2 separate regions of the Mus musculus genome follow, and region 2 is linked to region 1. Evidence: chromatin loops called from intact Hi-C (ENCODE). Cell type or tissue: heart. All regions are shown on one strand.

Region 1 (2,500 bases):
TTTGCTGGCTTGATTACAGCCTTTGGCCCAAAGACTCTGGTAAATTTACAATCCAACATGGGTTTGAAGCCCACCATCAGGGATAAAGGAAGAGGTCAAAACTCCAAAGTTTAGGGATTGCAATGTTCAACGATTGAAAATGGAGCAAAAAAAAATTTAATAATCAATGGACAAGGTCAAAGAAAAATGTCTGTATCCATAGAAAGAAATGCCACAATGTTTATAATTTGCGTTAAGGACCTGGAACAAGTGAAGAACTAGATGAAGCACACACACCACCATCTAGGTGTGCTCATTCTGGCTTTTAGGTATGGGAGGGATCACACCAGTCTCCATTTGTATGCTTTAAAAGTTCCATAATTTAGAATTTTCCATACATTCTGACTGGGTAGCCACAACACTAGCCGTACAAGAACATCTGTATAGCTGCAGAGTATGTGGACCATCAGTAAAATAAAGACCTGGGGACAGTCAAGTGACAACTGCCGGTAGTACATTTATTTATGTTCTTTGCTTGAGGTAGAGTTTTGATAGCTGGGCCTACCTGGCTTGGCAGTCATTATGTAGCCCAGTGTGCCCTTGGACTCATGGCAATCCTTCTGCCTCAGCCTCTTAAGTGCTGGGATTATAGGCACTGGTAGCCTCACCTTTGTAGATTAAAAACTCACTGACTGTGTCCTAATGGCTACTTTTTTAATGTTATCGTCCTTCAGCCTCTGAACAAATTTCTCTCCATTCTATAAGCCTACATCCTCTGGCTCTGTAATTACCGATGAAATTCAAGTCTGCAACAGATACTCATTGAGTGTGCTTCACCAAACACTACAGATCTGTTTAACGGTGGTTTCCTGTTAACACGTCTCGCTGCCTTTGCTAGCATTCTTCTTTGTAACTAGGAATGGCTTCAGGACATATAACACTTTTAAAGAAATCCAAGAAAGTGTCACAGAGCTAAAGGTTTATTATCATATCGATTGATTTGAACACAGAACACATGTGGGGTTGGGCTCAGTTTTAATACTTTACAAAAAGAGGACTAACTCTGAAGGCACGGGCAACAAGACCACTAGATGTCGCTGCTGACAACATCAAAGGAAAAGCAAGGCCTGTGATACTGTTTTAAAGATCACGACCAAACTGAGGACTAAAAAGCAAAACCATTTATTGATACACCCTATAAAATCCTGAGGCAGAACATGAGCATGTTATCTTACACATGTAATCCAAGCACTCTGGAGGCTGAGGCAGGAGAATTACCACGGTTTTGAGGTCAGCCTAGGTTACACATAATTTTGAGGCCTCCTTGAGCTACAGTGTGAGACCCTGTATTAAAAACAAAAAGTTAGATGTAAAGTAAAATAAAATCATGTTACAGTCCACAGACCCCGAGAGGCTAAGTAACAAGGAGGATTCAAGGGGGTCGGAAAGGAACGAAAGGATTTCCCTGGGAAGGGGAAATAGAACAGATTTCACAGGATGACTGGGTGTGGGAGGGGTTGGAAACAGGAGAGATGAAGGGGAGAAAATACTGGGGGACATTTTAGGGAGAGGTGGAAACCCAGTGCAATAAAAGCTCCATGGAATTTACCAGAGTAACCCTACCAAGACTCCAAGTAATGAAGGACACGGGGCCGGAACCAGCACTCTTCTGTAACCAGGCACGACCTCAAGAGGAGGGACAGGGAAACCAGTCCAGCCATACAACCTCTGACCTACAGTTTATTCTGCCTAGAGAGAGTTCTAGGACTCTGGAGCCTAGCGAATTCATCATCGAAGAGACCAGAGGGACTTCATCCAGCAACTGATGGCAGATGCAGAGTCCCAGACTCAAACATTAGGCTGAGCACAAGGAGTCCTGTGGAGAAGGAAAAGATTGGAGGAGCCAGAGAGGTCAGGGACACCAAGAGAACACAGCCCACAGATTCAGCTGATTAGGACTGATGGGTGCTCACAAAGCTCAGGGAGCCCGGTCTGTCAAAGGTCCTCTGCATATATGCTATGGCAGAGTAGCTTGATGTTCCTGCGGGAATCCTAAGAGTGAGAGCTGGGGCTGTCCCTACCTCTAGGGCCCCTTTCTTCCTACAGGGTTGTCTTGTCCAACTTTGATGTGCTTGGTCTCCTTGTAGCTTGTTAGGCCACGTTTGGTTGAAGTCTGCTCTTTTCTGAGGGGAGGCAGAGGGTGGAGGGAGTGAATCTCAGAGAGAAGAGGTGTGTGGGAGGGCACTGGGGGAAGGGGAAACTGTGGTCAAGATGTAATAAATGAGAGAAAACAAAACAGAAAACCAAACCCTCAAACCCAGAGGGGCAGTTTCAGACTAGTGTCCATGAGAATAGCCAAGGCTATGGGCATAAGAATATTTAACTACAGCCGAAGTCCTCCTGCGAAAGTGACATTAACTCACTGGCCAACAGAGTACCCAAGCCATGACATAGTCTTTGAAGTGGAAAGAACTAATGTGCCCGTTCACTTTTAGATCTCTGCTCCTTGAAGTTAGAAATC
Region 2 (2,500 bases), 160 kb after region 1:
CTTTCCCTTCCCCCTTCTCTCCTCTTGGCCATGGCCGGTCTCTCTCTCTTTATACCATTTCTCTTCCCCCCTGCCTTTCTATAATAAAGCTCTAAAACTATAGACTGTCTCTGTTCATCAAGGCCCGAACTAAAGACACTCACCTGCATGGGAACCACCCAATGCCCCCCTGGGTCCCCTATTCTGTTCTCAGCTCCTCTGCCATATCCAGCGTGGGATGCCAGAGTCTGAGAACCTGGTACTGGGAGCTGCCCCTTGTCCACTCCCCAACCCCCAGCAGCTTCACAAAGCCAGATGCCCACCCAGGGCACATGGAAAGCGTCCAGCAGTCCTCCTGCATCCACCTGCCCAGAGCACAGGAACTCTGGCTGGATGTGGGCTCTCTCCCTCACTCCTTTTCCCCTACACCCACAGCCCTGCAGTACCTTTCTTGATTGGTAACTGATGTGGAAGGGCCAAGCTCAGTGGAGCTGAACCATCCGTAGGTTGGGGGAGGGGGGGTCCTGGATGCTACAAAAGGGCAAGCTGAGCAAGCCATGAGGAGCAAGCCATGAGCAGCATCCCTCCACAGCCTCGGCTTCAGTTCTTGCCTCCAGATTCAGAATCTGCTTAAGTTCCTGCCCTGATTTTCCTCAGTGATGGAATGTTACCAGGAAACTTAAAAGAAATAAACCCTTTCCTTCTAAAATTGCCATTGGCCATGGCGCTCTATCACAGCACTGCAAACCCTAGCTAAGACAGCAGCTACACAGAACCATCTCACCAGCCTCTCTCTCTCTCCACAACTTTAAATGAAAGATCTGTCACAAATAGGGGAAGAGAAAGGACATTAGCAGAGATGAGTAGGAAATGAGAGGGCAAAGGGGAGGTGGGGAAGATGACTGAAAAACATTATATACATGTTTTTTTAAAAATCACAATAAACCCAGTATCATATAGCTTGTATATATATACTCACACACACACACACACACACATATATATATATATATGATAACAATATCTTTTACACACCGTACTTTTTTTCTACCAAGAAACATGTATTTGAAAATTCCAGATTTCTTTTAAATAACACTGGGTTTTTTGTTTTTGTTTTTTTAGTAACGTTGAATTCTATTTAAAACAATGGGCACAGTATAACAAGATGGATAGAAAGGAAAGACAGGTAGGAGGTAAAACTATGGTTTAACCATGAGGTGTCCCCCATAGGCTCATGCTGGAACACTTGCTCCCCAGATTGGGGTGCACCCTGAAGTTCTGTACCTAAGCCCCACTTCCTGCTACCCTGTGCTGCCTGAGGCAGAAGCAGTGTGACCTCAGCCTTAGCTTCCTGAGGCCCTGTCTTCCCCTCACAGCTACAACAGGAATCCCTCTTGAACTGTAAGGCAAAGCCAATCCTTTGTCCATTGATACCTTTCCTATCAGCTATGAAATGGCAGCAGCAGGAAAACAAGGTTCCACAGACTGAATTTCCACTTCCCAAATTTCAAGAGAAGAAAATTTGTATTTATTGTTATTCTGTGGTTTATATTCAAGGGTGGCATCCCAATTTCTTCTTTGAAATTTCCAGTGACTTTATACCATTATACAAAATAACAGCGTTTTATCCCATAGAGAAATTCAAAGTAGAATAAATAAAGACAAATGGGCAAAGTTCCAGGGTGCTGTATGCATCTCTGGGAATTCACCCGGCTTCCAGCCAGTGGGCAGGTGTTCTTTCTCTGTGTTCTCTGACCTCTCACGGAAGAGTGAACTGGAAGTCGGCTTTGCACTTCAGCATGGAACTAGAGTTCTGTGACTAAGAAGTCTGAGCTCTAAGGTAAACAAGCTCAGGGGTTTCCCCTTGGTGGTCCCCACAAACATCACAAACACCTGGGTGTGCTGAGTCACCTTCTTTTACACTCTGGGCAGAGGCTTCAGAGACCTGCACACAGCAGTGATGCACATAGCTGTTGAATGGTGAGTGGGACATCTGGCTGCTCTCACTCCTCATTCTCTGTGCAGCATCTCCCTGCTTCCTTTCCTTAGCTCCTACATACAGACATCCCCCAAAGTCTATTTCTCACTTCAATTACCAGTCTACACTTGTTCCCTGAATTATCTCAGCCATCCAGAAGCTCTAGCCCTGACTTCTCTTTGGCGCTCCAAACATAAACTATGAAGTATGTGCTAGACATCTAGAGACGATGCCCTCCAACATCTCAAATGTGACAGGCCAAAATAGAGTCATCTTCTGTCTCCTGGCTTGTCACTGACTTGACAACCTGACCTACAGGATTTCCTGTGGGGGCAATGACATCATTCTGCTTCCTAATCACATAGTCTACAAACCTGGCAGTTGCCTTCATCCCTTCCCTCTGCCTTGTGCTCACATACTTTCATATTTCCATAATGTCTACAATGCATACCCCATCCTTCCCACATACACTGATGCAATATGATACAAAATCAGAAAGCACAATGAGAAATTATCAGCTTCAACTCAAAGCCTTAGGAGCCG

Evidence for each region. A loop is a pair of places that touch in the nucleus more often than their neighbours do. Peaks named below come from ENCODE experiments on the same cell type or tissue, not always from the same donor. Only the 100,000 strongest peaks of a DNase experiment are listed, where the experiment ranks them.
Region 2: a loop joins it to region 1, with 7 times the contacts of the local background. A loop is called at or near these places in 4 of 42 quality-filtered maps.

The regions. Positions count from the first base shown.
Region 1 is chr13:90,928,967-90,931,466 of GRCm38, forward strand. It overlaps Gm46434 (a long non-coding RNA gene), which reads right to left. Exons shown (of 2, transcript XR_001781017.1): 1 at 2,061-2,500; 2 at 944-1,855. Among named protein-coding and RNA genes, the nearest start is that of Gm46434, 1.5 kb to the right of the region's middle. In heart, a CTCF peak has its summit at 1,065 (motif pointing right); no DNase peak of the experiment used is centred here.
Region 2 is chr13:91,089,727-91,092,226 of GRCm38, forward strand. The region is part of intron 3 of Atg10 (autophagy related 10); the gene reads right to left. Among named protein-coding and RNA genes, the nearest start is that of Atg10, 130 kb to the right of the region's middle. In heart, no CTCF peak of the experiment used is centred here; no DNase peak of the experiment used is centred here.